Linked DNA regions of Homo sapiens: region 2 is linked to region 1. A link is an interaction called in ENCODE POLR2A ChIA-PET data of the cell type or tissue named here. Cell type or tissue: HepG2. All regions are shown on one strand. Each heading gives the region's core, and the rest is flanking DNA. Links, peaks and the distances in the headings are about the cores only. Region 1 has its middle 57 kb from the start of ACSL3. Region 2 holds the start of LOC105373903 (a long non-coding RNA gene).

Evidence for each region. Peaks named below come from ENCODE experiments on the same cell type or tissue, not always from the same donor. Only the 100,000 strongest peaks of a DNase experiment are listed, where the experiment ranks them.
Region 2: POLR2A ChIA-PET joins it to region 1 with 20 read pairs; 5 of 35 experiments call an interaction of 5 or more read pairs at or near these places.

The regions. Positions count from the first base shown.
Region 1 is chr2:222,796,586-222,812,195 of GRCh38, reverse strand. No RefSeq gene overlaps it. Among named protein-coding and RNA genes, the nearest start is that of ACSL3, 57 kb to the left of the region's middle. In HepG2, for the core only: a CTCF peak has its summit at 6,021; DNase peaks (open chromatin) are centred at 5,975 and 6,295; H3K4me3 peaks cover 1,395 bases.
Region 2 is chr2:222,725,085-222,740,694 of GRCh38, reverse strand. LOC105373903 (a long non-coding RNA gene) reads right to left here and starts at 732. Exons shown (of 4, transcript XR_001739904.2): 1 at 164-732. It also overlaps the pseudogene RPL31P17. RefSeq lists a silencer at 6,311-6,605 and an enhancer at 9,919-10,038. In HepG2, for the core only: no CTCF peak of the experiment used is centred there; DNase peaks (open chromatin) are centred at 5,914, 6,574 and 7,074.

The sequences.
Region 1 (15,610 bases), core at 4,790-7,289:
TTAAAACCAACCTTCCCCAACTTCTCTTTTCTTTTCCTTCCTTTCTCTCTTTTTCTTCCTTCCTTCCTTTCTTTCTTTCTCTCTCTCTTTTCTTTCTTGCTCTTTCTTTCTTTCTTTCCTTCTTTCTTTCTTTCTCTCTCTCTTTCTTTATTCTTTCCTTCCTTCTCTCTCTCTTTCTTTCTTTATTCTTTCCTTCCTTCTCTCTCTCTTTTCTTTCTTTTTTTTTGAGACAAGCTCTCACTCTGTCACCCAGACTGGAGTGCAGTGGCACTATCAAGGCTCACTGCAGCCTCAACTTCTTGGGCTCAAGCAATCCTCCACCTCAGCCTCCCAAGGAGCTGGGACCACAGGCGCATGCCACCATGCCCGGCTAACTTTATATTTTTTGTAGAGATGGGGTTTCACCATGATACCCAGGCTGGTCTCAAACTCCTGAGCTCAAGCAATCTGCCCACTTCTGCCTCCCAAAGTGCTGGGATTACAGGCATGAGCCACTGTACTCATCCTAGGGCTTCTATTTTTCATCAGCTGCAGGATTGGCCCTCAGGGTTGCTGGAGTGATAGAGAATTGTAAACTCTCAGCGCTAATAGAAAAGTCAGAGATCACCTAATCCTACAACTGGATTTTACTGACTTGGAAACTGAGATCCAAGAGGCACTATGAAGGTCCCAGTGCTGGCTACTGGAACATTCCACATATTCCTCATCTCCTACCAGGAAGTCAGGTTTTGAAATCATTTTGTTATAACAATAACTCAAGTTAGGGTGTATATCTAACTAAAATAATGCTGAAAACGTAATAGTGCAAATGAAATCACAATTCATAAAGGCACTCATTCTTTTTCTTGGGTGGCCTAATCTTTAGCTGTGACTAACGTGTGCACCTATATTTGCTTGTGTATGAACAATAACAGGAATTATAACAACAATGGCATTACATTTTTATACACAGCCTTTCATCTCAGGTGTGTAAGCCAAGTCAGCATCATCAACTCATTAATCGTAAGAACACTTCTTTGAGGTTCCCTCAGTGGGTAATTTTATTACCCTTTTTTATGGGTTGAGAAGCTACAACTAAAGTACAGTGACATTCCCAAAGTTACTCGAGAAATTGACAGAAAATCCAAAACTAAATCTTTCTTTCATGCTTGCAGGCATCTATCCTCCTACTAACTAATATTTGGGATATTCAGGTCATAGAGCATTGTTTATTAGATTAGTACTTATATAGTCTCATAAACTTTTTAGTAAGACAATAAGTTTATTAAGATTAATATTTTAAAAGCCAATTAACTCCTTTTAATATGCATATATAAGGTGCGTTTCTAACATTTCCTTGCATTCTATCCTGAAACTCACTTCATTTTTTAAAATCTTGATTTTTTTCATAGTCTTATTCTTTCTTTAAGACTTTTTTTAAGAGCAGTTTTAGGTTCTCAGCAAAGTTAAGAGAAAGGACAGAGACTTTCCATATGCCCCCTTCACCCACACATGCACGGCCTTCCCATTGTCGATGTCCCCACTAGAGTGGAACGATTAGTAGAATTGCTGAACCTACATTGACACATCATTATCACCAAAGTCCACAGTTTACACTAGGGTTCACTCTTGGTGTTGTATAGTCTGTGAGTTTGGATAAGTATATAATTACACGTATCCATCATTAGAGTATCATGCAAAGGATTTTCAATGTCCTAAAAACGCTCTGTGCTAGGCCTATTCATCTTTGCCTTCCCCCAACCCCTGGAAACCACCGATACTTTTAACTGTCTCCATAATTTTGGCTTTTCCGGAAAGTCAGTACGTAGCCTTTCCTGGTTGTCTTCTTTCACTTAATAATATCCATTGAGGTTTTCTCCATGTCTTTTCATGGCTTGATAGCTCATTTCTTTTTAGTGCTAAACAATAAGCCATTGTCTAGATGTACCACATTTTATCCATTCAAGTCCGTCTCATTTTTAACTGGGTACAGAACGTTGGTTACTAATGATGAATAATTGGGAGTAACTGATGGGATGAACAGACATGTCTGCCTGAAGTTTAAGAACAATTTATTAAAGGGACTTTGGGCTGAGCCACTGGAAGAGGAACTCCCTCCTTGAGCAAGGATCTCCTTTTCCTCCTTCCCTTCCTTCTGTTTTTCCCTCTAGTCATGGAGGAGTTTCTAGGAATTGCTCGCTCTTTCAGTGTGTTTTATTTCAAGAGAAGTGTGGCACGGAAGAAAGAGCCTCAGCTGGGCCAGTCACTTGGGTTCTCTAGGCTCCGGTGTCTCTAACTGTAAGATGACAAGGCTGGAGAGATGATTTCTGGGGTCCCTCTGAGCTCAGCTAACCCAAGATTCTACCTTCTTTGATTTCATCTTTGACATCTGCTTCTGTCTAATGGCTTAAAAGGAAGGCTTACTTTATACATGTCAGCAAAAATAGTTTGCCTGTATATTTATTTGAATGTCCCACAAAACCAAATCCTTGTTTCATGGTCCAGAGTTTATATCATTTTGTTTTCACTTATTTTTCCTTCTTGCTCATGAAATTCCAACAGCCTGAGAATCTGGCAGTCTTCAAGACTCTTCTCAAATGCCTTAAAATGTACCTGGGGGGTACTAAATATTTTCCAAAGCCTATGAATTGACAGAGAAGTCAAAATAGACTGGTTTCCACCAGGGTTACCATCATCAATTTTGCCACGTTCCACACTCAGTTTCCTTCTAAGGATATTCTTACAAATGCCACTACCGAATGTTCATCTTTAGGATCAGGATTAACTGCCTTACTCATATAAGAACTTTTTAGTGATTCTCTCATAGCAGTACAATAACAGATCTTTTTTCCCCACAAAAGAATATATAAAGCATTATCCTCGTAATTAATCTGTGATAAAAATCACGAAGGTCCAACCAAAATCTCATGCATTTGGATAGTTTTAGGAGCAGTCCTTATCTGGATTGTTCTAAATAATGAATCTGGGTGGCAAAAATATTCCATCCACACTGTCAGTTACCCCCAGATCTGCCTGTCACCCCCTTTTTAAAGTAGACTTTATTTTTTTTTTCCAGCCTTGGCATCTTTCTTGCATAAATAAACTTTATTTTTTAGAACAGGTTCAGTTTCACAGCAATTTCAAGTGGAAATTTCAGAAAGTTGCCATATTGCCTGCCCTTTTTTAGTGGCTTAAGCTGGTTTGATTGAATTTCTTTCACTTACAAGCAAAAAAATTCTCATAATACAGAAATTTAAATGACTTGATGATATATATATTACTGGATCTGTGAGTATATTTATCAAGATGATAATACATATTTCATATGTTCATAAGCACTTCCAGTTGGTAAACTTGTTTAAAATTAAAATTTCAAGGCTGGGCATGGTGGCTCATGCCTGTAATTCCAGCGCTTTGGGAGGCTGAGGCAGGTGGATCACCTGAGGTCAGGAGTTCGAGACCAGCCTGGCCAACTTGGTGAAACCCCATCTCTACTAAAAATACAGAAATTGGCCTGGTGTGGTGGCACATGCCTATGGTCCCAGATACACGGGAGGCTGAGGCAGGAGAATCGCTTGAGCCCAGAAGGTGGAGGTTGCAGTGAGCTGAGATCGCGCCACTGCACTCCAGCCTGGGTGATAGAGTGAGACTCTGTATCAAAAAAATAAATAAACTAATTAGTTAAATTAAATTTTTACCCACACCATTTGTGTTAGCTATTAGTTAAGCATGATTCCCTTCAGCTTGTCATCTGCCAACCTCTTTCCTTGGGATCTCTGTTGTTTTTTGTTTGTCTGTTTGAGATGGAGTCTTGCTTTGTCGCCCAGGCTGGGGTGCAGTGGCACCATCTCAGCTCACTGCAACTTCTGCCTCCTGGGTTCATGCAATTCTCCCACCTCAGCCTTCTGAGTAGCTGGGATTATAGGCATGCATCACCAAGCCCGGCTAATTTTTTGTATTTTAGTAGAGACGAGGTTACACCGTGTTGCCCAGGCTAGTCTTGAACTCCCGAGCTCAGGTGATGCACCTGCCTCGGCCTCCCAAAGTGTTGGGATTACAGGTGTGAGCCACCACACTGGCCAGGGATCTCTGTTTTAATGAGCTTTCAGACACCAGACTCTCTGCCTCCCCTGACTTCAAACTGTACCCCTGGCCATTCTCAACCCCTGCTGGTTTCTGCTCCCTCCCGAAGTGGGCTAGCATTTCTAGGTTCCTTTGAAGCAATGTTTTGAAGGATTATTGTGAAACGACAGACTTTTCTATAAAAATTTATGTGGGACACAGTTAATGTTTTAAGTCAAGCTTACACAGCATGTTATTTGTGTAAACAGAATTAACGTTACAACAATGCTTCAGAAAGCATTAATTACTTTATATTTCTTCTTATTAAAAAAAATCATGGCTGGATGCGGTGGCTCGTGTCTGTAATTTCAACACTTTGGGAGACCGAGACAGAAGGATCACTTGAGGCCAGGAGTTTGAGATCAGCCTGGGCAGCATGGTGAAAACCCCATCTCTACAAAAAATGAAACATTTTAGCTGGGCATGGTGGCAGCACCTGTAGTCCCAGCTATTCAGGAGGCTGAGGTTGGAGGATCACTTGAGCCCGAGGTCAAGGCTGCAGTGAGCCATGATCATGCCACTGCACTTCCACCTGGGTGACAGAGCAAGGCCCTGTTTCAAAAAAAAAAAAAAAAAAAAAGAAAAATATCAAGAACAGACAAAAGTCATAACCATGTTGACCATTCCTTATTAATTCTTCAAGGTGGTTCTTTCTTCTGGCATATCTAAAAGTGGTTTTAAATATTTACACAGTGATCTTTTTGCTGACTTTTGCAAGGGGCCTAATTGTCTAGGAATTGATAAGATATATTAGCCAGGTTTGTGTTTTATGTGTAAGCCAGAGAGGAGAGCTGAAGGAGGCTTCACTCTTTAATCTATTTTAGGATCACATTACCTAGCATGGCGTACCAACTATCTCTATCATAAAACATCCCAGCTGTTGAATTACCGTCAGCCACACCATAGGACAGTTTAGATTAGAAAATGAAAAAGAATTGTGTGTCCAGTCGAAATGACAGGGAGGAATCTGATGGCAAGTAAATGCCTGTTTATGGAAGGCAGTGCGCTTTCCAATCAGACAAACCTCCTCTGTCCAAAAGTGCTGAGACAAATGTGTGCTTCTAAACAGTGGGTCGATTTTGTTCCTGGATCCAGCATACAAATGTTACATTTTAAAAACTGCATTACTAGATCTAGGGGAAACTTAGTGCAGGCTTCTCCTTTTAGGAGAGCTGGGCCATACACTGTCCTAGACTCCCACTCCCTGCCCCTTTATATTCTATTACGTGCTGAGAGAAAATAACTTCGCCCTCCTTCCCTTTGTTTTTCTTTCAGAGCAAATGAAGTCAAGGGCAGTTCTGGGGGGCTGGGTGGGGACAGGTGGAGTCTGTGCAGTGCAGGAGACTTTCTTTAATGTTACAAAAGTAGCCCTGAGCTAAATGGCTCTGACAACAAAATTAACTATCCAAACCAGGTGAGACTTGTTTTTCCATTCATGACAGAGCAGGTTGGAATTCATTTCAGTTTACTAACCCTCTGTTTATATTGATTTATTTCAGGAAAATGAAATAATCTTTAACATTTTGACTTTTCCAAGCAGTTTCATAGAAATTTAGGTCATTCTCACGAGTGCTTTTGGCTTTTAAAGATTTTTTTCTGAGTATAAACATAATTCGTATTAGAGATCATTGTGAAAAAAATTTAGAGAGAATCAAAGAAAATAAAAATTACCTTTACTACTATTCCCATACAGAAATAACTTCCCTCGATCCTTAGATTTACATATTTATTTATTTATTTTGCAATTCATTATCTAATTTATTTAGTTCCTCAGAGTTCCTACATTTTAGTTTCAAAACATCCCTTTGAAGAAGGTAGGTCAGGAAGTGTTATATCAGTTTTGCTGACGAGGAAGCTGATGAAACGTTGTGACATGTCCAGAGGCCCACAGAAAATCAGTGTCGGACCTCAAGCTGGCCCCACTGTGGCAGCCCTGGAACACTCAGAGTTGCTCTTCTTTGTAATCAGTTTCCTTGCTCTGTGGCTTCTGCAACCAGGGCTATGTTCCTCAAAGGTGAGGGGGAATTTTCTTTTTTTCTCAATGGTGACAGTATCAGTTACTCCTTGTTAGAACCAGGTTCTATCCTTGCAACTTTACCTACTGGCTAAAATTTCACTTAGTCCCCAGACCAGTCTTCCCTGTGCTCTCTCAGTCATTTGTGGACATGCACAGAGCAGGGAAATATGTGAGCTGAGGTCAAACGCGTTGGCACTCTGTATTAGTATTGTTGCTGTGGTTGCCATTGCCTAATAATAAATGGCATGGCCTCTCAGAGGATTCAGCTTATGCAAGAGATTCCGACTTACAGGAATAAGAACTTCTGCTGCAGACGCTAGGAAGCTGTCTCAGAGTTTTTGATGGCTAACACCTTGGCACCCTCCAGAGCACCTCTGTCCTCCTCTGATTGCAATTACTCACCTGTTCCAGATTCTGACACCTGTTACCTGAGGCTCTCTGTCTCATGCCTGGTTCTCTCGGAAGCATCAGGACAGTCCATGTACAAGTTAGGGCAGGCTTGTTTATGGTTTTACTTTGGGAATGTTTATGTCAGAGTCCTAAGGGGCCTGGCCATCAGCCCTGCTTTCAACATGGTTCCTTTCAGGAGATGTAGGGTAACCCATGCAAGCATGTCTCCTGTCCTGCTTTGACACCCAGGAGTTTCTTAGGTGTGTGTGCAGATTAGACCTCAATGCCTAATAGTATTCTTTGAGAGAAAAATGTTTACCTCTCACGACTTGCTGCTAAGAAAAAATGCAAATAATTTGTGCAGAAGTCCCAGAATTTCAGTACAGTGAGCTTAGATGATTCCAAACATGGATAGATTCGCTTAGTCCTTAAAAAAACTTAGTTTCAAAAGAACACTCACTTGATAAAATATCTAATGAAGGAGGGAGAATATTTAGAGAAAGAGTATTTTTTCTTTTTTCAGGAAATACTAAAGCTTATTTTTTTCTGAGAAATTCCAAATGGGACTGGTGACAGGCATCTAACATATAATAAAGTAGTTCAGTTGGTTATAAATAGAAGTTTTTATTTAATGTGGATTGCAGTTTCATAATAAGGACAGTTATGTTGCCAACCAAAATAACCGTAACTAGTAAAAGATAATTGATTTCCTATTAAATTACTCTAGGAAAATAAGAGCAAAATAACTTAGGAATAAACAAATTATATTCATTTTGATACTTTTGTTATGCAAATAATTATTTATGCTTAAAATATATGTCTTTATTATAACTCTCAGTTCAAAAATACAATATGAAAAAGATGTTAAAAATCAAACACTGTGGAAAACCAAATTATCATAGCTGACAGACTGTAACCACCACTCTGATGAAGCCAAAAAAATGTAGTTCAAACAAGGAACTCCTAAGAATTGTCAATAACTATCTATATCAATCTCAACCATAATAAGAAATATGCAAATGAAAACCACATGGAGATGCTCTATTTTTTCCACCCATAGATTAGCAAAAACCTAGGAGTTTGACAACATGCAATGCTGGCAAGGCTGGAGGAAACAGGCTTCTCATACGTGGCTGGTGAAAGTGTAATACAGTGATTTGGCACTATCAAACGTAATTACAGTTGTAGCTACTATCTACTCCAAAAATCTCAGTTCTGGGTATGTGTTATGCATATGTACCAGCACACATAGGAAAACACATATGTTCAAGGTTATTCACTGCAGTGTTGCTTGAAAGAGCAATGACTGGGAACAACCCATGTGTCTAATAAGGGAATAGTTGGTCAAACAAACTACAGTACTTCTGTATAATAAAATACTATGCATCTATCAAAAAGAACAAGGGGACAACATGAATGAACTTTGAAAGCATTATGTCACCTGAAAGAAGCCAGTTACAAAGGAGCACATATTGTATGATTCCAGTTGCATAAAATGTCCAGAAAGGGAAATCTATGGAGTTAGAAGTAGACTGGTGGTTACCTTGGGCAAACGGATGGGAGTCGGGTGGGGAGGCTGGGGAAAGTGATGGTTAAAAGGTATAGGGCTTCTTTTGGAGGCAATAAAAATGCAATAAAATTGATCATGGTGATGGATGCACAACTCTGTAGATCTAGAAAAAGCCACTGAATTGTACACTTCAAATGGTGATGGTGTGGTATGTGAATTATATCTCAATAAAGTTGTTTAAACTAATAAGGGCCAGGTGTGGTGGGTGGGTCACGCCTGTAATCCCAACACTCTGGGAGGCCAAAGTGGGCCAAAATGAATATAATTCGTTTATTCCCACCTGAGGTCAGGAGTTCGAGACAAGCCTGGCCAATATGGTGAAACCCCATCTCTACTAAAAATACAAAAATTAGCCAGGCGTGGTGGCACTCGCCTGTAGTCCCAGCTACTCGGGAGGCTGAGGCAGGAGAATCACTTGAACCTGGGAGGCAGAGGTTGCAGTGAGCCAAGATCGCACCATTGCACTCCAGCCTGGGTGACAGAGCAAGACTGTGTCTCAAAAATAAATAAATAAATAAATAGAATTTTAAAATAAGGACACTCACTTCATGCTGATATAGAAAGGTCTCTAAGATATATTCAATAAAAGAACAAAATGCAGACTAGTCAGGTTATTGTACAATCTTTTGAGTAGAAAAATTAGAAAATAAAAATGTATCATTTTTTCATATACATAAAGAAACATGGGGATGAGGTTATCCATGAAACTAATTAAAGTGCTCACTTTGGTGAAGAAGAGTGTAGACAGCCAAAGCATCCATGTATTTGTTATTATACTTCTTGGCTATCCATATTAATTTGACATGATTGGTTTAGTCAACGTACATATTTTAGCACTATGTTTCAATCATGGGACAACATTTTAAATTATCCAGACACATAATACATCATTTTTCCCAGCCAGATAGCTTTATTAAAGTGCCCAGAGAGTTCCTATTTGTTCTAATAGAAGTCCTATTTGCACTTGGACTCATCAAAATGGTAGTAAAAGTCACTGCCAGAAAAATGAAAAGATGCATGCTGGATGAATGATGAACTGGCTTCACCAAGCAGGTGTCCCTGAGCTGTAAAGGGTGTCACTCAGCTTCTGTTCTGATTCCTCAGCTTGTGTGCAAGGAACTGTCACACTGCAGCAAGGATCCCTGGCATCCACAAACTGTCACCCACTTGCCGGCCGATGTGACCAGGAAGGGAAATGATGGCAAATAACACGTGGACAGATTCACTTTCAGACAGTGCTTTGAAGATGAAGCAGCAGCTGTCAAGTTCTGCTTCATGCCACACTTATGAAAGAAAATTATAATTCACGGATTTCAAAATATTAATACAATCTCAGCTCTTTCAATGGATTGCAATCCATCTCCACAGTGGAGACAGATCAAAACCTGGCACAGCATACCATCATGTTGTCTAACAGCTGCTGGGAGACAGGGAGTTGCCTCAGACGCACCAGCTAGGGAGAGCAATTCCACAGTTAACAGCACAGTTGGTCTTTAACCATGTCTGGGGGTTTCATTTTTTTCAGTGTGTTTCTCTAGGGGTTCTGTTGGGTTGTCTGTCTTCAAAAATACTAACTTCAGATGTCAAAGCATGTCATTCCTCTTAGGCCACAAGGCAGTAAATTGTCCAGTTACTCCATTATATTAGGGTTAGAAAAAAAATTCAGGAAAAACTATGGTTAATACAAATGAGGGAAAATCCTGTTAAATTAGTGGTGAAGAACTGACAGGAAGTGCATCCTTTCGTACGACAAATTGTTAACAGTAATAACATCCTTTATAACAAATACATCGTAAGTGCAAGAAAACTAAATATGCTGTATATAAAATCAGCCTTCATATAAGTCACTTGTACACTGCTTAACTCCACGAGAGGTGGGGAAGTAGATAGGGAAGATTAAGCCACTCCTAAAACAAAGTCACTGTTGTCATTTTTTATTTATTCATTCTATTTAATCCAAACTGCAGTATACCACAGGGTCTTAAAAAAAAAAAAAGAACAATTCTTAGATTAGGGAAAAATCAGCATTAATTTCTTCACTTACATCATTTTTGTTACTTTGTCCAAAACATCTTTCTGCCTGTGTTTGCTCCAAATGCCCTTAATCTGAGTTTTGCAAAATAACTTATGCAAAATATGGAAAAATGTTATTCCAGACAAGGTTGACTTGGAAATATATTAAATGAAAAAAGAACATTGCAAAAAACAGTATATCTAATACATATGTTACTTTTAAAAGTATGATTTTTATTATGCTTAGAAGAAAACTAGAAGAAAAATATATACCAAACTCTTTTTTTGTTTGTTTTGTTTTTTGTTTTTGAGACAGAGTCTTGCTCTGTCACCCAGGCTGGAGTGCAGAGGCACGACCTCGGCTCACTGCAACCTCTGCCTCCCAGGTTCAAGTGATTCTCCTGCCTCAGTCGCTCGAGTAGCTGGGACTACAGGCATGCACCACTACGCCTGGCTAATTTTTGTATTTTTAGTAGAGACAGGGTTTCACCATGTTGGCCAGGCTGGTCTTGAACTGCTGACCTCAAGTGATCCACCCACTTTGGCTTCCCAAAGTGCTGGGATTGGAGGCATGAGCCACTGTGCCTGGCCTATATCAAACTCTTAACAGTGATTGGGGAGTAAGAATATTTTCACTTTTTAATTTCACTTATCTGCAATTTTTTATAGTTAGAATAATATTTTTCTGTAGTCTTAATAAATGATAAAGTCCTTTTATTTTAGAAAACAGATCTAAAAATGGGAGTGAGAGAACTGATAGATATAGACATCCAATAAGTCAGAAGGCAGCTGGACTGAATCTTAGGTGTTTCCTCTGCTGTGGGCCAAGCTGTGTCCCCTGAAAAATTCATATGCCAAGCTACCTCAGAAGGTGACTATATTTAGGCTGGGCACGGTAGCTCATGCCTGTAATCTCAGCTACTCGGGAGGCTGAGGCAGGAGAATCGCTTGAACCCAGGAGGTGGAGGTTGCAGTGAGCCGAGATCGCACCACTGCACTCCAGCCTGGGCGACAGAGTGAGACTCCTTCTTAAAAAAAAAAAAAAAAAAAAAAAAAAGATAATTGATAGTTGGTCAATTCTTAAAATAAAAACAAACAAAAAAAATCTGAGCACTTTACTTAGTACTTTGTATTCCAAACAATCAACATTCCATTGGAAATACTTAATTGTTTGATTAGGTAAAACAAAATAGGTTTTATGCAAAGATAATTTTTAAATACCAGTAACCCCAATTTTGTCATCTCAATTAATGTGCTTATTCTATATTAACCATCTAGGGTTCTAGAAAAAATAGATTTTTAAAAAGAAATAACTTTTTATGGCTTAAGTGAAAAATGTTTAAAATTAATTTTGGAGTGGCTGTGATTTTTTAAAATGCAGCAAGAATGTATGTCTAATTATGTATGTTTGATTCAACCTACAATAATGCCATGTTTTCCTTGACATAGAGTAAGAATTTCTGTTTGTATTTTATGCATCTAATGGAATCCACTCTGAATTCCTTCTTTCAGGAATCCACTCCATTAGGTGCATAAAATATAAACAGAAACTCTTACTCTATGTCATGCTCCATTCAGTCATTCATTCAGTCAGCCTCTGTTGAGTTTCTACTCAACACTTGGCCCTGGGGACGTAGTAGTGAGCAAAATTCTTCCAGTGTTCCCTGCCCTCTGAATTGTGGATTCTTTGATCCGACTCCTTGTTCTGAAACCGGTAGAGACAAGGACCTGGAATCTCCTTCCTCCATGTGCCCAGGCGCCCAGTGGGGGATAGGGAGACCAGTGAGGGAATCCCTGCTTGGGCTTCCAGGGGCCAAGTGCTGCTTGTGGAAGAAGCTCTGCATTGGGGAGAGGGGGGTCCTCAGTACTTTGGAACTGACTAGCCACTTAATTCCCATTCATTTGAGTGCACGTAGGAAGCCCAAGGAGCAGTTTTGAAGGGGACAGGTATCAAAACCCTACACTGACATCCACGTGACCATCTTCTCTCTTTCTCTCTCTCTCTCTGAGACAGAGTCTTGCTCTGTTGCTCAGGCTGGAGTGCAGTGGCATGATCACAACTCACTGCAGCCTCAATCTCCTGGGCTCAAGAGGTCCCACCTCAGCCTCCCAAGTAGCTGGGACTACAGGTGCACACCATCACGACTGACTAATTTTTGTATTTTTTTGTAGAGATAGGGTTGTGCCATGTTGCCCAGACTGTACTAATGTCTTTAATGGTGTTTAACATCACTCCTGCTAAATCGATGGCTTTAAGACTGTTTCTTATAGTCCCTTGTCTTCCCCTGAAGAGTTTATGTAGCACACATCTTCCACAGAGCAAGGATACAATGAACGTTTGTCTGTATGTCTTGCCTTCTTTCAGGAAGAGAACAGTCACGCCTCATGATCAGCTGAGTGTGTGAGTTAAGCAGCAGAATCATGAAGACATTCCTGTCCTGCTGGAGTTGACTGCCTGTGTGTAGAGTTGCACTTTACCCCTCTACTCCTTTTCCATCACCTCCCCTTCCTATCCACAACTCTCACCATGAAAACAGTGCAGAGGCGAATTTCCAGACTGGACGCTTCCAAGCCAGCTTACCTGTACCCTTAACAGATGTGCCAGTTGGGAAACTATTTCGTGTTTCTCCTTAAACAAACTCCTTAATCCTTCCTTAAGCAATGAAAACAACTGATTTCTCTTAGTCAACACAATAAAAACCTTCAGAAAGTAATTACAAAATTGCTTGCAGGTAACAACCTATAAGACCTATAAGAAATGTCCTCTTTGTGTTAAGAACGCAATCTCTTTGGTATAGTGATATGATCTCCAAAATTACATTTGCAACATCAGGCAATGAAACAAAGGAACATCTTAATAAATTAATCCTAAAATAACTTCGTTATAGCAGAATGTTATCTGAATTTGGAAATGGGAAATCCTGAAGTATATGGCAGAAAAGAATTTGTCTATGAACAGCAATTTGCCAACAAGATCAGGAGGGAACTAAACTCAAAGATATGTTGTCAATGTGCACAGTGTCCATGCCTAGAACTTGGTAAAATTGCTCCCTTTAAGGTACTGGCTACAATTGAATGTGAACCTAGAATGAATGTCAGTAGGTTTCGTTAGGCCATGGGGCCCATCCTGCCTGACACCCAAATCTCACCTCACGCTGAGGTTCCTGGGATTGGGATTGAGTCCAGAAACAATTGTGCATCTCTAAGAGATTCCCACTGTACAACCAAGTGGCTTCCTGCTGAAGTATTCTCCAATCAAGTGGTGGGTCAGTTCTGAAAGGAGCTGACCTGTCATGTTAAGGGGAATGCTGGTTCAAAGAGCTACACCTGGGCTGCACCTCCACCTTCAGAGCTGCAGACACCTGGGCCACACCTACACCTTTACAGCCTCATACTTATCTCAAGGCTCCCCATAACCCAGGAAAAGTAAGCAGAGGTAGCTAAAAGACTGGATCACCTGTCAACACAGTTGGGTCATCTCTCAGTGCATCAACTAAAGGGTATTTTCTGGGCAGTATATAAACTTGGATTTTAGAATACCAATCCACTGCATTCTTTAAATATTGTCTAGAAAATTGGAAAAATAAGACTGGGTGCGGTGGCTCATGCCTATAATCCCAGCACTTTGGGAGGCCGAGGAGGGTGGATCACTTAAGATCAGGAGTTTCAGATTAGCTTGGCCAATATGGTGAAACCTTGTCTCTACCAAAAATACAAAAATTAGCTGGGTGTGGTGGCACATGCCTGTTGTCCCAGCTACTTGGGAGGATGAGGCAGAAGAATCCCTTGAACCTGGAAGGCAGAGGTTACAGTGAGCCAAGATTACGCCACTGCACTCCAGCCTGGGTGACAGACCAAGACTCTGTCTCAAAAAAAGAAAAAGAAAATTAGAATAATAAAAAAGAAAAGGAGGAATTATTTTTCTGAGTGCCACTCAGAAATAGGAAGTTGATTGTGTTTTAGTCACTGGAGTTAAAATAAGTCATTAATCATCCTCTTCCCCTGTCTTTTAAGAATCATCATTACGGTCATGTGTCACCTAATGAGGATACATTCTGAGAAATGTGTCATTAGGCAATTTCGTTGTTATTTGAATGTCATAGATGTACTCATACAAACCTAGATAGTATAGCCTACTACACACTTAGGCTGTATAGTACAGCCTGTTGTTCTATAAATCCTATATAACATGTGACTGGACTGAATACCATGGGCGATTAAAACACAATGGTAAGCATTTGTGTATCTAAACATAGAAAAGGTACAGTAAAAATACAATATAAAATTTTTTTAAATGGAACATCTATTTAGGGCAGCTCCATTATAATCTTACGGGACCACATTGTATATAGATGCAGTTCATCTTTGAGCAAAACATCATGATTTGACACATGATTTACTTTAAAGCAAGTAAATGACTGATATAGTAATAGGCAGAAAGTTGGTCATTGAATGGCTAGAGCTTTTCCTAAAAAAAAAAAAAAAAAAAAATACAAGGCCAAGAACTGGCTTTTAAATTTTTCAAATACTTTCTTTCAGAAACAATAATAGGGCAATTCTTTGCCAAAGGCAGACGGCATCAAGTTCAAAAGGAATAAAGACTTAATGGCTATGCCCCCTAGAGTCAAAGAAGATAAGCTGCAGGAAAGATTATTTTGGGGGAGGAGGAAGTTTAGGGGAAAGATAGTGACCCTTTTACATTTATTATGGTAGCATTATCTTCAGCAAATAAATGTCATCTGCATTTATTTGCTGAGGGTTCAGAGACCCTGGCAGCAGTCACAGAAATCCGTTCTAACAAGATTAAACATTCTCAAAAATAATTTCTCAAGTGTGGAACCTAGGCGGTCTTCCCCTTAACATTAGGTATAGGTTCTGCTTGTCGGGCTCCTGTTTTTCATCTTTTACTGTAGGAAAAAAATTCCAAAATTTCTTTGACACATGAAGAGCAGATTTGAAAAGCTGCAGTTCATCTGAAGTGTTTTAGGTACAGCAGAGGAGGCACCCTGGGGCCTGATTATTGGGTATTGTGGGAGCAGCTCATCGTCTCTCTGGCTCAGCAGGCTCACACCACTGCCTGTCAGTGCCCAGGATGACAACTCACTGCAAAGAGCCAAGGGCCCCCTCCTGGGAACAGTCAGCTCCCGGAGGCTTGGGTCTGTTTCTTCTGCAGCTGGACATTCACATCCAGTACAGTGTTTACAACAGAGATAGCACTCAATAAATATTTGTTGAGTGATGAACAAATGTATGCATGTCAGCTCTTGGGCAGCAGCCTGGAATCACTTCTGAGGTTTTTGGTTCAGGATCTATACTGACTTTTCCAGGATGTCCTTTGATCGCTGGGTGTTGACTTCTGCAGTGCAAATGTGGTAAATGAGTCCTTCCTCAGAGCAATTCTCAGGCATGAGGAGGTACAGCAGGCCGCTGTGAGGAAGTTTTAGCTGTGAACATCATGCCTTTCTGTTCCTGGGACTGGCCACAGTTCCAAGAAACATCTTAGGCAGTTTTCCAACATG
Region 2 (15,610 bases), core at 5,066-7,565, 72 kb after region 1:
CCCATCAGCCGATGAATAGGTAAACAAAATGTGGTACATTTACACAATGGAATCTTATTCAGTCATAAAAAGGAATGAGGGACTCATCATGCTGCAACATGGATGAACCTTGAAAACATGAGGAGCCTCAGGACCGATGCTTCTGCTTCCTACCAAGACTCACCTGGTTCTCCAGCTCCCACACAGCCTTCCGAGTCAATACTGCCTGGCCTTAGTCTCTGAAAAATAAATATTTGATAAAATATTGGTACTGGATTCATGTGCTGCTCCTGGAGAAATTTACCTGCAATGTGAAATTCTGTAGGCATCATGGTACAGTGGGATGGTGTGATGGTGAGTCAGGGAGGAAGATAAGGAAACCTGAGTGCAATAGTTTGGATGTTTGATCTCTCCAAATCTCATGTTGAAATTTGATTCCCAGTGTTGGAGGTGGGGTCTAATGGGAGGTGTTTGGGTCATGGGGCAGATCCCTCATGAATAGATGATTGCCCTCCCTGTGTGTGGGCGGGGCAGTGAGTGAGTTCTCACTCTATTCGTTCTCACCAGAGCTGGTTGTTAAAATGAGCCTGGTGCCTGCCCCATCTCTTGCTTCCTCTCTGGCCATGTGGTTTCCACACACACCAGCTCCCCTTCACCTTCCGCTATGAGTGGGGAAGCTCCGTAAAATCCTCACCAGAAGTAGATGCTGGCACCATGCTTCTTATACAGCCTGCAGAACCATCAGCCAAATAAACCTCTTTTCTTTCTTTTTTTTTTCTTATTGTTTTTTGAGACAGATCTTGCTCTGTCACCCAGGCTGGAGTGCAGTGGCACAATCTTGGCTCACTGCAACCTCTGCCTCCTGGGGTTCAAGTGATTCTCATGCCTCAGCCACTCAAGTAGCTGGGATTACAGGCATGTGCCACCATGCCTGGCTAATTTTTGTATTTTTAGTGGAGATGGAGTTTCACCATGTTGGCCAGACTGGTCTTGAACTCCTGGCTTCAAGTGATCCACCTGTCTCGGCCTCCCAAAGTGCTAGGATTACAGGTGTAAGCCACTGTGCCAGGCCAACCTCTTTTCTTTATAAATTACCCAGCCTCAGATATTCCTTTACAGCAACACAAAAACAGACCAAGATACTGAGTATCTGCAGAACTGTCACTACTAAGCTGGGTGGCCTTGGCCAAATCACTCAACTGCTCTAGGTCTCATTTTCCTGAAACACAAGAGAATGAGTCTACATGCACATTTCTTAATATTGTTGGCATCAAGGACAGCTTTGAAAATCTGATGAAATAAATCTATAGACTCATCTGCTCAGAAAAATGCATATTGTGCCTAAATATTGAAACCACCTTTGCAAAATTGTGACTGAGACAGTGAAAGAGGTCCAATTTAAACGACTCCATCTTGCCTCTAACCTCCAAGCTGTCCTTGTTCATTCCTGGACATAAGCTGAACTAATTTTGGGAGGAACTTAGTTTATAGTTTAAAACAAAGAGAGGATAATAGCCCTTTCCCGTAACAAACTTCCTTCTTGCCTGGGGACTAAACTACTAACATTCGCCACAAGATTAGAAATTATGGTTTACTAGTCACATAGCTGGGCACTACAAGATTCTGACCCTCCCTAAACTGCTCCTAAGATCAGTTTAGGGATGTTTTGCAGACTCTACCCTTGATGTATCAACCAGCACCACCCAGATCAAGAAACCAACCCATCTGACCTTGTGACCCCCCCACCCAGGAAATGACTCAGCACAAGAAGACAGGGACGCCCCATGATTTCACCTTTGACCCAACCAATCAGCACTCCCCAACTCACTGCCCCTCCCCTCCCACCAAATTGTCTTTAAAAACTTTGATCCCCAAATGTTGGGGGAGATTGATTTGAGTAATAATAAAACTCCAGTCTCCTGCTCAGCCGGCTCTGCATTAATTATCCTTTCTCTATTGTGATTCCCGTCTTGAGAAATCGGCTCTGTGTAGGCAGTGGGTAAGGTGAACCCATTGGGCGGTATTTTTTGTATATCTGAAAGGGACAAAACTATGAAAATATAGGTGACAAACATTACTCATCTTTTCACATTCTGAAGAAGATACTGTATTTGCTCTACTTTCCTCAGGATCTTTGTTAAACAGATCAGGAACTTGTAGAGAGGAGAACTGGACGTAACAAGAGAGGCTGGATTGATTTACCTAAGAAAGGTCAGGGCGCTGATGTAGAAGGTAAGAATAGATCTGGGGTAGATAAAATGGACTTCATCAAAATTACAAAAGTGAAAAACAACCCATGGAAAGAGAGAAAATATTCACACGTCATTTATCTGACAACGGACTTGTGTCCAGACTATGTGAAGAGCTCTTACTAACTCAACAATTAAAAGACAAATAACTAAATTTAAAAATAGGCAAAGAATTTGAAAAGACATATCCCCAGTGAAGGTAGCCAAAAAGCTCATGAAAAGATATTCAGTCTCATTAGTCTGATTTGCCGTTAGGGAAATGCAAATCAAAACCCACAATGAGATACCACTTTACATCAACTAGGATGGCTAGTATAAAAAAGATAGACAATAACAAGTGTTGGTAAGAATGTAGAGAATTAGAACCCTCACACATTGCTAGTGGGAATGTAAAAGTGATTCAGCTACCCTGGAAAATAATTTGTCAGTTCCTGAAAAAGCTAAACATGACCTAGCAATTCCACTCCTAGCTATGTACCAAAGAGAACTGAAAAGAAATATTCACAGAAACATTTGTACATGAATATTCATAGCAATGTTATTCATAATTACCAAAAAGTGGAAGCAGCTCAGATGCCCATCAGCCGAGGAATGGGTAAACAAAATGTGGTACATTTACACAATGGAATCTTATTCAGTCATAAAAAGGAATGAGGGACTCATATCATGCTGCAACATGGATGAACCTTGAAAACATGATGCTAAAGGAAAGAAGCCAAGCATAAAAGGTTGTATTATTTCATTTATGTAAAATGCCAAGAACAGGGAAATCTATAGAGACAGACAGTAGATTAGTGGTTGCCTGAGGCTGGAAGGATGGAACAATGGGGATGCACTGCTAATGGGCACAGGTTTCTTTATGGGGTGATGAAAACGTTCTGGAATTGGTGATGGTTGCACAGTCTTGTGACTATACTAAAAATCACTGATTTGTAGCCTTTGAAAAGTTAAATTTTAAGGTACATAAATTATATCTCAACAAAAAGAATAGATTTGGGGGCACAGAGGAGAGAGGAAATGAAGATGACAAGGTCCCAGCATAAAGAGTTTTGGGAAGAATGAGAAAAGGCAGCTCAAGATATCTCTGCCTTGATGTGTGAAATGTGGGAGAGATGGGTGGGTAAAGAGGATTTTTAGGAAGCTTGATGTATATTTGGAAGATATTCCCACCTCCTTTCGTTACTTATTCTAGAAACTCCAGAAATTACATAGTTTAAAAAGGATTGTGGAATTGGATGTGTGAGTTTGTGGAATGTGATATTGAACTGGGACTTCCTTGGCTTACACATTCATTCAGTCAGCAAATGTTTATTGAGCATCTACTGAACGTCAGGTCCTGTTCTGTGAACCGTGGGATGCAGCGGTGAATAGGACAGAATGAAGTGTTACCCTCCTGGAACTCATAGTCACGGTGCGGAGCTCTGGCACAGACTTGATGACAAAAGTGAATACATGAGAATTTCAGGTGGTGACAAGTGCTACTAATAAAAAGAAGGTTGAGAAAACCAATAATGAATGACAAGATTCTGAGGGCTACATTTGGGGGAGTTCATGGGTACTTAAAGCCTATAGATTTAGAGACCTTAGATTTAGAATCTTGGATGAGACAATCTCTAAATATCCCTTTTATCTAGAAAAAAAACCCCTGTAACTCATGGATCAGACATGAAAGATGTAAAAGTGACATCTCCAAATTAAAAATAGCTAATATAAAATGTGAGTAATTTGAAAACTGCCAATTTGGAATTTATGCTAATGTAAAGAGGGGCTGGGCTGAGATTTAGTTTTATATTTATCCATAAAAAAGATTTGGCAAAATAAACAATGTTAAAGTCCAACCGCTTAACTAACTCCCTCAGTCAACTCACAGGCATTTCCTGAGGGTCTCCTGTGTCCAAGGAACTGAGATGACACCAAGAGGAGGCACTTGGCAGATGCTAAAACTGGAAGGACCTTGGGTGATGATGTAATAACGACTTCAATCCCTTCACTGTGCAGAGGAGGAAACTGATATTCAGAAGCCCAAGGGATGTGGCCAAGTTTCCACAGTTTGCTAATCACAGAGCTGGGATTACAGTTCAGGTGCCCTAATTCCAGGTTCAGTCAGAAGCATTAATTTGGAAATAATTGTCATGTTAATGGAAGATTGTCTATTTACTAAACCAAGGACCTAGCATCCCCTCTGAAACAGCATATTACTTCTAATTTCTGCTTCTACCCATTAATAATAATGAAACAGTATTTTGTTCATTTTTCCCCCTATTTATTCAGGTTCTTTATGAAACAATACATCACTTCTTAATTCTATTTTATCAGTTAGCAGTAATGATTGGCTGATTTTTTTCTTGCATTCAGCATGATATTCAGAAGCATTAGGAGTAGGAACATCATTTAGATACAGCCCCTGACTTCAAAAAGCTAAAAATCCAGAAGAGAAAATAAGACATGTTCACACATCATTATAATGTAGGGTAGATCTTGATGCCACCATGAGAGAGCCACCATTGACACCAGGTTCCCGAGGAGCCAGGTCACCTCTGCTTGGGTGAAGGGGAAAGCAGGAAAATGTATTCTGACTTTACAAAGCTTTAGAGAAATAAAGTCTGGAGTTCATTAAAAACTGTTCAAATCTTTGGGCAAGGAAAAGCATATAAGCTGCAAGGGAAAAATAAGCAATTTCCTTAAAGCCCCCCAAACAATCATTGTTTAACCACAAGGCACATTTTTTAAATTGGATACTGAGATTTTTAGAAGACTTAAGCAATACTCTGGGCAAATATCTATAACTGCACTCAAGTTGACATCCATTACACCTACACTTAGACTAATGTTAAAACACTTTAAAAAATTCAGTTCCCTCTAAACTGATACCTTTTGCTGTCATGGTTTCAGTTGCAGCTATAATTGTGTAAGGATCTGCTGAAATGACAGCGTTACATGTTTTTAATGAGGCTTGATGGTTTGTGATAGAATAAATACTTCAACATAAAACCAAATTCAATTTTATTAAGTTATAACTTACATACAGTAAAGTGAGGGGGTTTTTTTGGTTTTGATTTTGGTTTTTTGTTTGTTTTAAGACAGGATCTCACTCTGTGACCCAGGCTGGAGTGCAGAGGTATGGTCACAGCTCCCTGCAGCCTCAGGCATCTGGGCTCAAGTGATCCTCCTGCCTCAGCCTCATGAGTAGCTGGAACCACAGACACACACACACACACATGCCTGGCAATTTTTTACAGAGATAGAGTCTATGTTGCCCAGGCTGGTCTTTTTCTTTTTCTACTTCTTTTTCTTTTTTTTTTTTTTTTTTTTTGAGACAGAGTCTCACTCTGTCACCCAGGCTGGAGTGCGGTGGCACGATCTCGGCTCACTGCAACCTCCACCTCCTGGGTTCAAGTGGTTCTCCTGCCTCAGCTTCCTGAGTAGCTGGGATTGCAGGCGCACACCACCATGCCAGGCTAATTTTTGTATTTTTAGTACAGACTGTCTTGAACTCCTTAGACCTGGGCTGAGTAGCTCACACCTATAGTCCCAGCCTCCCAAAGCGCTGGGATTACAGATATGAGTTACTTAGCCCAGCTCTAAGTGTGTTTTGATGAATGGAACACTTTCTGTTGTGATCCTCACAGTTAGCTATTAGCACACTAAAGAGCTGCAAAACTGAACAGAGAGAAGCTGTCTAGGAATCAGTAATAATAGAAACCAAACATTTCAGCACATCCTGTGTGCTCAGGCAGTAGAGTTTGCTATTTACATGAATAACCTCAACTACTTCTTTCATTCCTACAGAAAAGGCACTTTTATAATCCCTACTTTACAGATGGAGAACCTCCAGCTTGGAGAGAAGTTTCTTGGCCAGGGTCACACATCCAGGAAGCGGCTTCCAAACTGGACTCTCCCTGAGCCAGCTCTACTAACTTGGGGGAGAATTTCGTCCCTTTCTTGCCTCTGTCACTAACTGGTTTTGTGATTTGGGGAAATGGATTCATCCTGGAGAAGGCTGGACTAACCCTCTGGTCCCCAGATGCCTCTAGTTCTCTTCCAGATCCCCACCATCCTGGTTCACAAGTGGAAATAAAACATTCTGACCAGTAGTAGCCCCAGGGCTGAAAGTCTCAGACAAACAGCTCTGGAAGTTAAAGAAACAAGCAGAAATGCCACATATGCTGGGACATAGCCCAGATTGCTCCCACGCAAACTCTTCCTTCTTTTTCCCACCCTGAGCAGCTGGCACAGTGGCCAGTACAATGCCATCGAGCAAAGTTCAGGAGGCTAAAGAAACACATGGTGAGGAAGTACATTCGGCCCCAGGCCAGCAGAACAATGTGGCCTCTATCTTCTGTTCTGGCTTCTCTGGTCTTGTCACATCTTCACAAACCATGAACAAAGAGATTTGAGTTGGCTGAGCCACCCTCGTTCTCCTGGCTTACATCACATCACCCCATTCGCTTCCTCCTCCCGCCACCCCCTCTCAGCAATGAAAGTCGACCATTGTCAGGTACGCTCAGAGGAAAGTGTATAATGAGAATGGGGAGCTGGGAATAATAAGGATGCTTATTCTCTGCAGCAGGAGAGTGAGTCTGGAGCCCTAGTTCCAAATTCTGACTCTGCTACCAAATGGCTGTACGGATTGGGGCGCTGAGATTTAAATCTCAATTTCTGCATTTGGAAGATGAGATTAATAATAACTTCAGAATGCTTCTGTGAAAACCAAGAGAGAGAGAATGCACATAAATGCCATAAGTAAATCCCAGAGTATGGCTTCCTGGCATATTTGACTTGACAGCACTGTGAGGAAAGGATTAGATTTGCACAGTGATTTGGGTAAACAGGTAAAGAGGCCCAGAGGGAGTTTTCACTGCTCTGGGACTCTGGTAGCCCTAGAGACTCCTGCTACTCCAGTCCTCTCTTGCTAACCCCCAGGATTGAGGGGTCAAAAATTCATCGCACTTGCAACATCTGTGTGTCAAGGCACACCTCTTCAGGGGCTCCATTATAAACTGTCTTACAAAAGTATGAATTGAATGGAATGATCACATTGATGTGAGTAAATCATTTTACCTCCCTTCACTCAATACTGCCTAATCACTGAGACCACGATATCATTTGTAAAAATAACCCAATGGCATATTCGGACCAATGGTGAGAGTAGGGATGCTTTTGGTTGCAAACATCAGAAAACCAGATTGATCTTGGCTATATTGCTCTTGCATAACAGGGACACCTAAGTTAGTTACTGGTGTTTGTTTGGGATATATCGATGCCAGGGTTTTGGACTGTTGTCTTCATAACTCCTTTGGAATTGCCCTCATGGTTTGCTAAGATGACCACAGACAGCTCCAAAATGATATCATCACACTGTTCAAAAGCAGGATGCAGAATCTTTCTCCTTGTGCACTAACCTCCCATCAGGCAGGAGGAAACATCTAGAAGCCCCTAAGCAGACTCCCTTATATCTCATTGGCCAAAACTAGGTCACATGGGCATTCTTGGCTGAGAGGAAGACAGAGAAAGCAAGTATCCAACTCGTTTAATGGGACACCAGCTGGGGGGATGGGAGGGGGTTTTCTGAGGAGTCAATTACTAGTGTTTGACTAAAGCTATGCAAAGTATTTCTGTTATAACTTAAAAAGAAAAGTCTCATTTCCAGATATTATCCAAACAAACTGACTTCCTATTATTCAAGTATATAAACAAAATTTTAAAAACCAGAGGATCTGCAGTTTCTACAACACCTGCCAACCCTCTACAGACATTTGGCAGCTTGGCCTATAACAGTTTGCTCAGATTTCTTAAAATAGGAATTCCCACTTTCCCCCAGGAAAGTTCCAGGATTCTTTCAAATGTCTCAGGTCTTAAGTCCAAGTTTCCTTTAAATTGCCTTTTCGCCCTAGTGCTTCGACAGTAATCTCACACTGATCACGTCATATAGAGGCTTCTACTACATTTATATCTCAACATCTTCTTGGAAGATAGTCTTTAAAATATGAAGTAGTATTTTTTGTTATTTTAAAGTATAAAATGTCAATATTAAAACCAATAAAAATATTAAAATATATTTTAACATCATCATGGGCATGGATGAATCAATCAAACAGTCCTAGCTTATAATGAAAACCAGCAGTCTTCTGCCTCACCTTCCAATCCTGCTTCCAGCGTCAGTAATTTTCAACTCCTTTTGCTTTTTCTATATGTCTACATTGCATGCTTAAACTGCTGCTTCTTCACTTTTTAATTTTAGACCTCATCTGTTAGCACTCTCCCATGCAACAGGAGGATTTGACTCCCTCGCATTCTTGCACCTATTTTTCTCCTCCACCCATCATCTCCATGTAGTTATGTCACTTTCTTTTTTTAATAAATGTTCCTTTTTACATTACATTCTGTTCTTGTTTTACTGTTGTAAAATTTTATCTTTCCAAAAATATCAATGACCATTTTCTGAAGTTTTCTCCTGCTATCTTCATCTCTCCCATGTTCCTTGTTTGGTATATTCTCTCCTGTTGAAGCCTTTCTTGAAATGTCTGGTGATTCCTGGATGTCCATTACTGTCACTAAAAGCTGAGTGGCAGCTCTGTGTGAAAAGACTGTTGGTGGGCTTCACTATGGTGTGGCAGATGGGGACCTACAGAAATTGGAACCTGGCAGGTCTTCCCTCTTCTGTTGGTCAGTTTCCCCAGAGAGGAACTCACCAGTCTCCCATTGGAGGAATATAAAAGTGGCTGCCTAGGATCATGGGAACCTAGTGTGGGAAGGGGACTAAGGAATTTACCATCTAATAGGAAGTTCCACTGAATCTGCTTTAAGGGCACTTCACCACCCCCATCCCCTTGGTTGAGCCTGGTGTCCCAGAGCTCAGAGGTTCCCTAAAATTTCCAAGAGCAAAGCTCCGGTGCCTATCCAGGTAGAGGGTGACTATGCTCCAGGAACTAGGGCAGGAAATCTGAGAGCCTGACTGCTACTTCAAGGGACTTCCCATTCCTCTCTCTGGATTTTCCCTCCACCCTCAACCTTCAGTTAGGTGGTGCCTTCCATAGCTCAGCTTCTCCCAGGTTCTGCAGTGGGAATCAGCTTACTCCTTACCGGACTTTCCCCTTCAATTCTCTCTGGCATTAAGTTTCTGCCTGTTCTGCTCTGCCAGGTCAGTTTCCACTTGTCCTTCTGTTTTCCATTTTGCAAAATAGTGTTGACATCACTTTCTCCTCTTACTCATCTCCTGTTCTCTTTGGGACTTTCTTACTTTTGACCATTTTTATTCCTTTATTTACGGAGTTTCGGGAAGGAATAAATATTAGTGCAGGCACTCAATTTATGATGTTTAACTGAAAGTAATGAATGTTTAACTTTAGGTGTCTAATTTTAGCTCAGCATATGCCCACCTACCTCTGTGTGTGTGTGTGTGTGTGTGTGTGTGTGTGTGTGTGTATTTAGAGAGTCAAGGCAAAAATTTTTATGTCTTAGGTTAAAGAAAGACTACACTTTCCAGATTTCTTGCAGCTTGCTGCCATGTGGCTAAGTTTAGGCCAATATAATGAAAGTGGAAGTGGTGTGTGCCACTTCTGAGCCTTGGCCTTAACATACAACTCAGTGCTTCTCTGGTCCTTTCCTTCCGTTTTCCCTGTGGGCTGCAATGTGGATGTGGTAGCAGCCAGCTTCAGCTCAACAAAGACAACACCCTAGGGGCTGGTGAACAGCAGGATGGAAAGGACTTGGGTCTCTAAATGAACACGTGAAGCAGAGCCACCCACCATCCTGGACCATTCGCCTCCAGACTATTAGGTAAGAAAGAAATCAGCTTCTTGGTCAGGCCTCTGTAATTTGAGGTTGTTTTGCAGCTGAGCCTGTGCTTTCATGCAACCCTGTTCAATGGCTCCCAAAGTGAGTCTATGGATAAGCTGCATTTCGATTGCCTGGGGCGATTAAAATATTTACCAATCCCAGATGCCACTCTCAGAGATGTTGATTCACTCAGTCTGGGATACAGTGCAGAAATCCTTTCTTTTTTTAACTACCTAGATTTTTCTGATACATTGCCAAGATTATGAAGCACTGACCTTGTCCAATTTACTGAAACATGTGTTCTTTACATTCCCATGTTTTTCTCCCTCCCCATTCATTTTCTCTCCGTTTCCATATTCTCTTCCTGACTCCTTTGCTAAAAGTCAAATGTAAATGTTATTGTAGCAGACAGTTTTGTTTTTCCAGAATCGTTTCACCCTGATTTTCCTTTGGGGAACCCCTTATTTTCTTTTTCTTTTTTTTTTTTTTTTTTTTGAGACGGGGTCTCGCTCTGTCGCCCAGGCTGGAGTGCACTGGCGCAGTCTCAGCTCACTGCAAGCTCCGCCTCCCGGGTTCACGCCATTCTCCTGCCTCAACCTCCAGAGTAGCTGGGACTGCAAGTGCCCACCACCACGCCCGGCTAATTTTTTGTATTGTTGGTAGAGACGGGGTTTCACCGTGTTAGCCAGGATGGTCTCGATCTCCTGACCTTGTGATCCGCCCACCTCGGCCTCCCAAAGTGCTAGGATTGCAGGCATGAGCCACCGCGCCCGGCCGGGGAACCCCTTATTTTCTATACTCAGTCTACATGGTTCAGACAAACCAGCCATCTGCATCGTACCCCTAGCTCTTGAGAGCACACTGAACTGCACAACATAGACCAGGGCAATCAGCATATTCCAACCTCTTGACCGTACTGATGGTTCATAGATGGATAAGTCAGTTTAATGAGACCCAGTCCTAGGGAAAATAAAAGCTATTCTTCCCCAGAGAATGCTGACCCGGTGGGATGTGTGCCTGCAGCTGCTGGTAGCTATCTTACCACCATAAAAGGAGTCTAAGAGTGAAGTCCACACAGTGGAGACAGGAGAGGAGAGACGGTGCAAGACTGCATTCTGATGATAGCATTTGTTTTTTTTTTATTTTTGGTTTTTTGGAGACTGAGTTTTGCTCATCACCCAGGCTGGAGTGCAATGGCATGATCTCAGCTCACTGCAACCTCTGCCTCCTGGGTTCAAGCGATTCTCCTGCCTCAGCCTCCCAAGTAGCTGAGATTACAGGTGTGTGCCACTACACTTGGCTAATTTTTTGTATTTTTAGTAGCGACCAGGTTTCACCATTTTGACCAGACTGGTCTCGAACTCCTGACCTCAGGTGATCCGCCTGCCTCAGCCTCCCAAAGTGCTGGCATTACAGGTGTGAGCCACCGCACCCAGCCCTGATGATAGCATTTGAGTATCTGGATCTGTGCCTAAATCCCTAGACTTTTCAGCATGTAACTCAATTTTTTTTTTAAGGAGGAGAGTGTCCTGACTATTAAGCATATATACATATTAGTATATTTATAATGTTATATTATTTTATTATAATTATATATGCATATATAGCTTATATATAATATAGGTTTATATATACTTATACATCTATACATACACACATTATAATTATAAAATTAACTGTCAAGTTCAAAAACAACACGTTTCTAAGTAAATGAACAGGTAACATTTTAAAGATATTTTCAAAAAGAATAATCATAGATCAACATATCTAATATATCACTCACCTGTTTTAAATAGTATTTAGGCCCAGGTGTGGTGATTCACACCTGTAATCCCAGTCCTTAGGGAAGCCAAGAAGGGAAGATTGCTCGAGGCCAGGAGTTTGAGACCAGCTTGAGCCACATAGCCAGACCCTGTCTCTACAAAAATTTTTAAAAAGTAGGCAGGTGTGGTGGTATGTGTCTGTAGCCTCACCTACTCCAGAGGCTGAAGCAGGAGGATTTCTCGAGCCCAGGGGTTCAAGGTTTCAGTGAGCTATGATCATGCCACTGTACTCCAGCCTGGGCAACACTGTGGGACCCTGTCTCTGAATAAATATATCTAGGGTATTTTCATCTCTGAATTTTCATAAAGCTTATGCAAACAGACCTTTGAACAATTATGCAAATGTCTATGTTACAGTGCCAATTTTCTGGTTACAGTACTAGACTGTATTCTAGAGTTTTCTCAGGTCAGATCTGACCATTTTGCAAGCACTATAAGACAACTTAAAACAAAATATGTAAAATACATTAGGCCTCTTGGCCCAGGAATACAGATTTTCAGTGTTAAAGGTATTTGGTAAACTTTAATTTGCTCATGATAAAGAATATAATTTAGAAGCAGGCTTTTCTTGTGGCTCTCAGGAAAATTAAAGTGGGTCTGATAGATTGAGCTTGTCATCACTTTCCAATATCCCACATTCAAGGCACAGAGGCTGTATGCGGCAGTACTGTGGATGGACCTCCCAAAGCCATTCCTACACTCCTCTCACACATGGGGTCAGGGCTGGCACACCATGGCCCAAATCCAGTAGGCTGCTAACTTTTGTATAGCTGTGACCTAAGAATGGTTTTCATATTTTTAAATGGTTGAAGAGAGATCAAAAGAAGAAGAGTATTTTATGAAAATCATATGAAATTCAAAATTCAGCATCCCTAAATGAAATTTTATTGGAATACAGTCACATTTGTTCATTTATATGTTATCCATGGCTGCTTTTGCACCATAATGTCAGAGATTAGTTGTAACAGAGACCAAAAGGCCTGCAATGCCAAAGTTATCTATTATCTTGGTAGTTACAGTTTGTTGACTCCTACAATACAGAATAGAAAGTCAGATACTTTCTCAGCCCTATTTGTACCTGGGAGTGACCCATGTGACCCAGTTCTGACAATGAGATGTCAAGGAAAGTCTGCAAGAGGGATTTTGGGAAAGAAGAGTGTTTCCTAAATAAAGTAGAAAACGGCCAGGTGTGGTGGCTCAAGACTGTAATCCCAGCACTTAGAGAGGCTAAGGAGGGTAGATCACTTGAGTCCAGGAGTTTGAGATCGGCCTGGGCAAAGTAGTGAAACCCTGTCTCAAAAAATAAATAAAATAATAAATAAATAAAAATAAAAATAATTTTTTTTTTAAATTAGCCAGGTGTGATGGTGCATGCCTGTAGTCCCAGCCACTCAGGAGGCTGAGGTGGGAGGATTGCCTGAGCCTGGGAGGTCGAGGATGCGATGAGCCATGATTGACCAGTGCACTCCAGCCTACGTGACAGAATGAGACCCTGTCTCAAAAATAAATAAATAAAGTAGGAAACTTTAACCTAGATGTGATATCTGGAACTGTGGTGACAATTTTGCCACCATAATGAAACAAGCATGAGGCTGACAGCACTCCTATCCAGGATATTCCTGGGTATGTTGGTCAAAGATCCAGTGTTTCTTGTCTCTAGAGCTGGAGTTGATTTGAAGCCATGTTTAGTTTGTCTAAACCTAGTCTCGACAATGGTCACTGGGGAGAGAATAATTTAGACAGATACTTCTAGTGGGAATCTCCATTTCTTTAGGAATTTAATTGTGGTTAGTAACCACAGATTCCAACTGAGGGGAGTTCAATCTCAGCCCAAATTAAATCTGCCAGGGTACTTGGAGTAGGAGGGACATAAACACAAGTTTAAAAAGCTGTGTTTCAAGATAAAATGTGCTCATTAACTGTGGCAAAGATGTAAACATATCAATCATTGCTAATTCCCACTACTCAGTGAATCTTTTTTTTTTTTTTGCTATTTTATAACTTTATTTGATGTATTTGATGATCAGAGATTAGTTCTTGTCCACATTGACTGTCTGTAGATTTTTGAAAGTGGTAACAGGTACATAGGTAACCAAAGTATAGAGCTTATTTGGTGAATCTTCACCCTCATTACGTTTTCTGGACAACCGCACATGGATTCCCTATAGGACATTCCTTATTCCTTTGGCCCAGACAGCTTTGTTGAGCCTGGTATCAATGCGTACATCTGGAGTTCCCATCTCCTTCATGGCAAATTTCCGAATCTCTTTGAGTGCCCGAGGAGCACGCTTCTTGAAGCCCTCTCCATGGATGCGCTTGTGAATGTTGATGGTATGTTCTTGGGTCACCACCTCGTTGATGGCAGAAGGGCCCTTTTTCTTCTCGCCACCCTTCTTTGCGGGAGACATTCTGCCGGGTCTAAGTTGGAAAGGAAGTTTTGTTTTTTGTTTTTTTGAGATGGAGTCTCGCTCTGTCGCTCTGTCGCCCAGGCTGGAGTGCAATGGTGCAATCTCAGCTCACTGCAACCTCCACCTCCTGGGATCAAGTGATTCTCCTGCCTCAGCCTCCTGAGTAGCTGGGATTACAGGCATGTGCCACCACACCCGGCTAATTTTTGTGTTTTTAATAGAGACGGGGTTTCACCATGTTGGCCAGGTTGGTCTCGAACTCCTGACCTCAGGTGATCCACCCACCTCGGCCTCCCGAAGTGCTGGGTACAGGCATGAGCCACTGTGCCTGGCCTACTCAGTGAATCTTTTGTAGAGGAGAGATAATTTTATTATTGCAAGTGAATACTTAATAGGACTTGATTGTTAAATTTTGTAATAGCAATTTAGATCATGAAATCTCTAGCAGGGCCATTCCATCCATGGTCTTTTCGGGAACAAGACATCAATAAATAAGATATATATATATATATATATATATATTTTTTTTTTTTTTTTTTTTTGAGATGGAGTCACCGTCTGTTGCCTAGGCTGGAGTGCAGTGGCGTGATCTCGGCTCACTGCAACCTCCACCTCCCGGGATCAAGCAACTTTTCTGCCTCAGCCTCCCAAGTAGCTAGGATTATAGGCACACGCCACCACGGCCAGCTAATTTTTGTATTTTTAGTAGAGACAGGATTTCACCATCTTGGCCAGGCTGGTCTCGATCTCTTGACCTCAGGTGATCCGCCTGCCTCGGCCTCCCAAAGTACTGGGATTACAGGCATGAGCCGCTGCACTCAGCCTCAATATGCATATTTTTAACAAGTAAAAGGATGAACAAAATACAGTAAAAACTTAGAGTAAATGCTGTATAAAGATTAGGGCATTTCCTTACATTTCATACCTTTAATTATATCTTGAGTTTCCAAAGCCACAGAGTCTAGGCACGTCTTCATTAAAAATATGTTAGAAATCCATTATAGGAAAAGTTTTCTTCCTGCAGAAAGAGAAACTGAAGCACAGAAAAGATGGTCACAATCACAGAAAAACTCTCTCTGTGGGACTCAGACTTTTATGGAATAGTCAAGTTTTGTGGCCACTCAGACAAGACAGTGCATTAAGGGACACGCAGAACAAAATCCCACCCAAACATATGGAGAACTTCTAGAGCCTTAAGCCATTATTCACACTATATTCCCAGTAAATGGGAAATTTCGAGGTATCATAGGCTATACAGCTAAGTTGGAATTAGTTGCTTTCCAAAAATTAGTTTAAAAGCTGCCCTCTGGAGTGTCAAAAAAAAAAAAAAATGCTTCCTGGCCAGGCACAGTGGCTCACACCTGTAATCCCA